3 separate regions of the Homo sapiens genome follow, and all the other regions are linked to region 1. Evidence: read pairs that join two places in POLR2A ChIA-PET (ENCODE). Cell type or tissue: GM12878. All regions are shown on one strand.

Region 1 (2,500 bases):
TTTCATATATGTAAAATATGTATATATAAATTAATATATATGATTATATAAATATAATAAAGATATATATCTTTAATAGAAAATGTCAAATTGGCATGTAACTATGTGCGATGACAAACTGGGAGTTTCCTAAATTATTTGTCTGAGCCCATTATATGGAGCTTCAGCTATGCACTTTGCATAACAGAGAGCACACTTTCGTCAGAGCAGGAGTGTACAAGCAGTAATGTGAGGAGCGCAGGCCTGCAGGTTCAAACTCGTGGGTATCACAGAGTATTTTTAACCTTCAGTGAAACACAATGACATCTGTTAGATATCATACAAACTAATAGCTTAAGGTAGTTCACAATTCAGCATTAAATCACTAAATTCCTTTTGATGATGCCATATCTTTGCAAAGCTGGGATTTTGGCCATTGCTGTGAAATAAAAGCAGTACTGTTTGAAAATCAGTGTGAAACGGGCCAGGTACGGTGGCTCACGCCTGTAATCCCAGCACTTTGGGAGGCTGAGGCGGGCAGATCGCTTGAGCCCAGGAGTTCAAGTCCAGCCTAGGCAATGTGGTGAAACCCTGTCTCTACAAAAAATGCAAAAATTAGCCAGGTGTGGTAGCGCTCACCTGTAGTCCCAGCTACTCAGGAGGATGAGCTGGGAGTATCACCTGACCCGGGGAGGTCAAGGCTCCAGTCAGTCGTGTTTGCGCCACTGCACTCCTGCCTGGGTGACAGAGTGAAACCCTGTCTCAAAAAAACAAAAAAGAATGTGAAACAGGAAACGAGAGTGGCAGTGTCCCATCTGATTCTAAGATTTGAGAAGTGGTGGAGTGCCCAGAAGCTCCTGAGCTATTAGGACACAAATACTGCTTCGACTGAACAGAGCTATTAGGCATTTCTTTTGGCCTCAGGTATGCCACAAAAAAAAAAATGACTGAGATTTTAAGGGAGCCATGACCTGAGAACATTTGAGGAATCTCTGATGTGGGCTACTTTTTTTGGTAGATTGCAGTTTGGACTATGAGTATGATTTTAAAAAAAAACTGTATGAGAAAATGAGAGGCCAAAGGCCAGTGATTTACAGGCAGCCTGGTGGAGGAGAAGTGGTATGTGCTGCTGCTACATGGTCTCTAGGGCCATATGCTCTAGTTTGAGTTCTAGTTTTTTGACTATATCACTGTGGCTAAGCAATGAAGTTTCTAGACTCGCGTTCTCATTCATTAGGAATGATAACACCTGGTAAGTATCTAAACGAGATACTGTAGGTAAGTATACTTCATAGAATTTTAAATCTGGTAATTGTGTGGTAGGCTGAATAATGACCCCTAAAACATGTCCATGTCCTAATCTCTAGAACCTATGAATATAGGAAAGGAGACTTTGCAGATGGCATCAAATTAATATTTTTGAGATGAGATTATCCTGGATTATCTGTGTTGGCCCAATATAATCACACAGGTCCTTGGAAGAGGTGGGCACACCAGAGTGAGTGGTAGCAGATTTGACGATGGAAACAAGAGGTTGTAGTGATCGATGAAGGGAATGTGAGCCAAGGAATGCAGGTGGTCCTCTAGAAGATGAAAAAGGCAAGGACACATTCTTCCCTCAGAGCCCTCACAGGGAACCAGCCCTATAAAACCGATGTCAGATTCATGACCTCCGCAACTATGAGAATAAGCTTGTGTAAAGTCAGTATTTGTGGTAATTTCTACAGCAGCAGTAGGAAACTAATATAGGATGTTACTCACATTTAAAAAGGGAAAGTGTTTGAAAAACCCTAACGTCCACTGTCAAAAAACCTAACATTCTTTCATTCTTTTTCACAGTATGAAATCCAGAATAGCAGCATTTGGCTTTTGTTTTTTTTTTTTTTTTTTTTTAAAGGCTGGTCTCACTATGTTGTCCAGGCTGGTCTTGAACTCTTGGGCTCAAGCAGTCCTCCCACCTCAGCCTCCCAAGTAGCTGTGCATTCATTTGGCCTTTTAGACTTCCTTACAATGCGGCATAAACTTCTGTGGTGTAGACATGTTGAGATTTACTTTGGCCTTAACAGATGGCTCTAGAGACTTTGAGGAAGTATTTAGATTTGAAAGGGGCAACAGAGAGGACTCATAAACCTCTGGAACATCTAAGATGTGTGTCTCTGGAAAGCCTAATTTTATGGGAAGGGTTTTTGGAACTGAGTTCCCTTGGCAGCCCCTAGAGTTACCTTTTACCAACCATCCATTATATTTCTAAATCTAGCTGGTCCAACAAGTTGCTTTAGAACAGTTTCTCCAAGCCTAATGTGTTTTATATTTGCACTCCAGAGGGTAGTATTTCAGAGCCTCTCAGGTGCAAACTTGGGGTTTTCCATGGCCGGGTGACTCAGCTGAGGAAAACTTCTGACCAGTGACTGCCTGTTTGTATCTACACACTCTGTTAGGAATGGTTATTTTTACTGAGTCCTTGTCAACATCCTGTCAATCCCAGATTTTCCAGTAGAAATACTTCACGCTAGAATTATGT
Region 2 (2,500 bases), 1.4 Mb before region 1:
GTTAGGCTATTTTTTATTGGTATTGTTAAAATTCCTGATATTAACTATAATAAGAGAATGTTTCTCCCCTCTTACAGGCAATAGTTTGGGATGAATACCTAACTGGACCCTTTGGCCTGATTGCACAGTATTCACTATTGAAGGTAAATGAGCTATTTGGGTTTTGTTAGGGGATTAATAATTCTGTACTTTAGCAGTTACAATAGGATTTTATATTTCTTCCTGAATCATTGGTTTGCAAAGCTGTTTGGTCTTTATAAACACTAATACTAGTGCCCGATTAACATTTTGTATCCATTGGCCAGTGATTCTATACTGATTCTAGCATTATATTATGTGACCATTTCCTGGTGTCTTTGATAGTTCATCATCATGTAAGAGTCATTTGAATGCTGATGCAGTAACAGTGGCTTTCTACTGAAACTTTGTCCTTTATGTATTTGGCTTTGAGGGAATCTAAATTTTGATATTAAAATATTAATGTGCACTTGATTGGGGGTATTTATGATTTCTGAGTCTGAAAATTATAGGTAAATTTCAGTCTTCTTGTTAACCTTTTGTGTATGTGTTTGCCTAGGAACATGAAGTGGAAAAAATGTTCACACTTAAAGGAAATCGTTTGCCGGCAGCTGATGTGAAGAATATAATTTTTTTTGTCAGACCCAGGCTAGAGTTGATGGATATAATCGCTGAAAACGTGCTCAGGTATCTCAGAGCTTGTGTTTGATCCAAAAGAGTTTGGTTCTTATAATGCTTTTAATTTATGAGCTCCTTCTCATGGAAGACCCTCACTCTTGCCAGTGCAAGGTGGTCTTTTGGAAAACTGAGATAGGCATGGAAGAATATAAAAGAGAAGATGGGGGCTGGGGGGAGGTGGAGATAGTTAATGGGTACAACAAAAAATAGAATAAGACCTACTATTTGATAGCACAACAGGGTGACTATAGTTAATAATAATTACGTATTTTTAAACTTAAAAAGTGAGACTGGGCATGGTGGCTCACACTTGTAATCCCAGCATTTTGGGAGGCCAAGGCGGGTGGATCACTTGAGGTCAGGGGTTCGAGACCAGCCTGGCCAACATAGTGAAACCCCGTCTCTACTAAAAATACAAAAATTAGCCAGGTTTGGTGGCCTGTGCCTGTAGTCCCAGCTACTCGGGAGACTGAGGCATGATAGTCTGTTGAACCCGGGAGGCAGAGGTTGCAGTGAGCTGAGATCGCGCCACTGCACTCCAGCCTGGGCAACAGAGGGAGACTCCGTCTCAAAAAAAAAAAAAAAAAAAGAGTGTAATTGGATTGTTTTGTAACTCAAAGAGTAAGTGCTTGAGAGGATGTGTCCCCCCATTCTCCGTGATGTGCTTATTTCACATTGCATGCCCACATCAAAACATCTCATGGACCCCATAAATACATGCGCCTGCTATGTACCCCCCAAAAATTAAAAATAGAGAGGATGAGAAACTTAGGAAGTTGTTGTCAGCAGTTGGAGAGGAGGATCATCCTATCTACCCATTCTTTCAAGATAGCCAAAAGCTACCCATTCTTTAAAGATAGCCAAAAGCTTAAACCTGTGTCAGTAAAAAGGGCCCTAGTTTAAAAAAATAAACCTCCAGCAGTTATTTTTAAATATACTGCATGTACTTGAATTTCATAAGCAAAAAAAAAAAAAAAGCTGATTAAATTTTAATATAGCATCCAGTCTATAGAGGAAGTGCTCCCAGCCGAGTCTGCACTCTGTGGTACAATTGATTGTTGCAGCCCCTAAAATCTTAAAAGCATATGGGCTATTTTTGGAAGTTCTCTGTCAAGGAGAGTAGGAGTGGGAGTCAAAAGTGATCTTTCATTTTAATTTAAGACTCTTTGTGGCTGCATTGCTTTGGTTGAAGAACCATTTGTTTTTATTGAGACACAGATATCCTATTTCAATCAACCTGAGAGCTTCAATGCCCCATAAATGGTTTAAGAGAATGCTAAAATGTACTCGCCAGGACTCAGTGATGCTTTCCTGTCAGGGGGAAGAAAGAGAGAGAGAGTGGGTACAGCTGTAACACGTTGGGTCTGAGTCAGTTTTTGGTTATTTTTTTGAGACACAGTCTCACTCTGTTGCCCAGGCTGGAGTGCAGTGGTGGAATCTCTGCTCACTGCAACCTCTGCCTCCAGGGTTCAAGCAATTCCCCTGCTTTAGCCTCCCAAGTAGCTGAGATTACAGGCACACACCACCATGCCCAGCTGATTTTTGTATATTTTTGTTTTAGTTTTTATTTATTTATTTTGAGATGGAGTCTCGCTGTGTTGCCCAGGCTGGAATGCAGTGGCGTGGTCTCGGCTCACTGCAACCTCTGCCTCCCGGTTTCAAGCGATTCTCCTGCCTCAGCCTCCCAAGTAGCTGGGATTACAGGTGCCTGCCACCATGCCCGGCTAATTTTTTGTATTTTTAGTAGAGTCGTGGTTTCTTCGTGTTGGCCAGGTTGGTCTCCACCTCCTGTTCTCGTGATCCG
Region 3 (2,500 bases), 50 kb after region 1:
AAGGCACTCACAGAATATTAATATACTTCTTGATATAGTGTCTGTAATAAACTTCATGTGAAATGTACATCAAAGTGACCAAAACACCAAACTGGAATTTATACTTACACCCAATTTAAAGTTGAAGAATGTTGATGAGTTGTCATTCTAACTGACACTAATTAGCTGACAGGGTCAGTGGCCATCTGGACCTTACCCAGTTCAAGGCTAAACCATATCATTCACCTATAAAGCCTGCTGGTCTTAATATTTCTCTGTAGTAAGACAGCTCATGTGCAGCTTATCTAAAAATGATACCAGATCAAGTTTACTTGGGGAGAAATACTCTGTAGGTTTTTTTGTTTGTTTGTTTTTATGAGAAAAAAGCAGTATATACTAATGTGGAAAGATGTAGCGCGTCAAGCAGTGAGCCCATTACTTGGTGTAACAGGGCCAAGGGAAAACTTCCTCTGTGCCCCCTGAATCCTCGCTGAAAAATCCACTGACAAATAGCAGATTAATAGAAAAGGCATACAGATTTGTTAATGTGCACAAAAGTCTTACAAAATATAAGATCTCAAAAAAAAAAAATGGCCAGATGGCTGATGCTTTTATACCACCTTGAGGTTACAGAAAGAATGAGGGCTTGGAGTGTGGCAAGACAGGTTATGGTGGTAAATCAGGTTATGGTGGTGAGACAGATTATGAGAGAGAGAGAAGAGGAGGCCCAGCTAGCACAGGTGGTCCTGTCATGTAGATGAAACCTCACAGGTCGCAGCCCTGAGAGAGAATAGATGGAATATGTTTCTTTCTGACCTTCTAAGGTGTCAGACTCTCAATTAATCTTTCCTGTGTCTGGACAAGGTAGGGCCTCAGAGAAATGCCTCCACCTCATCAATGCATATTTTCTCTACAGATGCAAATCTGCCCCACACAGCTTCTCTCAGCTATTCTTGTATTTCCAGCCCTTCTGAAAACCATCTGAAATATGTCAGAGAAGTATATTTTTGGGTGAAATATTTTTGTTTCCTTCATAATTTTGCCAAGGCAGCAGGCATAAGCTGGAATTTGTGGTCACCCCACTCATGGAGTTTTTCTGTGAATCAAAAGAAACCTTGCCTGTAAAGCACCTAGCAGTGCCTGACAGTATGAGCTCAATCAAGCTTAACTATTATCATCATTTTAACCCCCTGGATGTTCTCAGCTGCTGAGTCAGAGACTGTTTCTTCCTGCCCAGGTTCTTAGTCTTTCTTTCTTAGTGTAGGTTCTATGTAAGTATCAATAATTGGACATTTGTTGACCTCCTACACCTTGACCCATAACTACTTCCTGTTCAGTCATAGTTGATGAAAAGACAAAAAAAAATAGCATATAATATGCTATAATTTAGATGGATTTTTTTTCTGTGATGGTAAATGGTTGTCTGTGATGAAAAAGCCATAGCTCAAGTCCTTCTGTTGATCATTTAAACATTGATTTCTTTTTCTTGTTTTGTTTTTTGTTTTTTTGTTTTGAGACTGAGTTTCATTCTTTTGCCCAGGGTGGAGTGAAGTGGTGTGATCTCAGTTCACTGCAACCTCCACCTCCCGGGTTCAAGCAGTTTTCTTACCTCAGCCCCCTGAGTAGCTGGGATTACAGGTGTGCGCCACCAGGCCCAGCTAGCTTTTGTATTTTTAGTAGAGACGGGGTTTCACCATGTTGTCCAGGCTGGTCTCGAACTTCTAACCTCAGGTGATCCACCAGCCTCAGCCTCCTGAAGTGCTAGGATTACAAGCATGAACCACCGCACCTGACCTAAACATTGATTTCAGTACCTAGACTTGCAAATAGCCAGGATACAATTTGGATGGAATGTATATTTATAACGTTATATTAACATCATATTATGTTACTGTATAGCAATAACAAGATTGTGAAGGCAGGTCAAGATGGAAGAGAATGAAGAGTAGTCTTCTGTGAAGATGCAGCGAACTGTTCTAGGTCCAACCTAGCAATCTGATGTCTATGCACTTAATAAATTACCAAATAAGCTAAGTTAAAGGCCTATAATTGAAAATAGTCCTGGATAGCTTTGGAGGCAGAGTCTTTTGCAAAGGCTTTATTTAAACAGCTTAAGTTTGCTGTCAGCTGTGCAGTGTGAGTAACTTTACCGGACCCCAGTCATAGTGGCATGGGATCTGCTAAGCCCAGGCCCTTTAAGCTTGTTGTATAAAGCTGGAAGATATGAATCTTCCCAGCTTGAGCTAATAGGTAAGGCCCTACTAACTCACTGTGCCCCATTTCTGTTTTGTGCAGCGGTGACCCATGGTCTGCTTCTAACAACCAAACAAGGCTTGATTTTAGCTAAGCTTGTTTGAGGCAGTGAGAAGTTCAAAGTCTTCTAATTACACAGAGAACTAGAAGAATGCTTGCTCTCCTTACCAGTCCTCCACCCTCCCCCACCATCTGATAGTACCTCATTCCTGCCTAAGGCTTTCCTGTCCCTGCTGCAGTTCTTGTCAGTTAGATGCTAAGAAAATGG

Evidence for each region. ChIA-PET counts read pairs that join two places held together with the same protein. Peaks named below come from ENCODE experiments on the same cell type or tissue, not always from the same donor. Only the 100,000 strongest peaks of a DNase experiment are listed, where the experiment ranks them.
Region 2: POLR2A ChIA-PET joins it to region 1 with 5 read pairs; 2 of 35 experiments call an interaction of 5 or more read pairs at or near these places.
Region 3: POLR2A ChIA-PET joins it to region 1 with 5 read pairs; 6 of 35 experiments call an interaction of 5 or more read pairs at or near these places.

What each region holds. Positions count from the first base shown.
Region 1 is chr12:120,849,865-120,852,364 of GRCh38, reverse strand. All of the region lies in intron 1 of SPPL3 (signal peptide peptidase like 3), which reads left to right. Among named protein-coding and RNA genes, the nearest start is that of SPPL3, 53 kb to the left of the region's middle. In GM12878, no CTCF peak of the experiment used is centred here; no DNase peak of the experiment used is centred here; H3K4me3 peaks cover 441 bases; H3K27ac peaks cover 1,627 bases.
Region 2 is chr12:122,261,777-122,264,276 of GRCh38, reverse strand. VPS33A (VPS33A core subunit of CORVET and HOPS complexes) reads left to right here. Exons shown (of 13, transcript NM_022916.6): 2 at 78-143; 3 at 578-705. Among named protein-coding and RNA genes, the nearest start is that of VPS33A, 3.5 kb to the left of the region's middle. In GM12878, no CTCF peak of the experiment used is centred here; no DNase peak of the experiment used is centred here.
Region 3 is chr12:120,799,495-120,801,994 of GRCh38, reverse strand. All of the region lies in intron 2 of SPPL3 (signal peptide peptidase like 3), which reads left to right. Among named protein-coding and RNA genes, the nearest start is that of ACADS, 75 kb to the right of the region's middle. In GM12878, no CTCF peak of the experiment used is centred here; a DNase peak (open chromatin) is centred at 1,194; H3K4me3 peaks cover 68 bases; H3K27ac peaks cover 2,500 bases.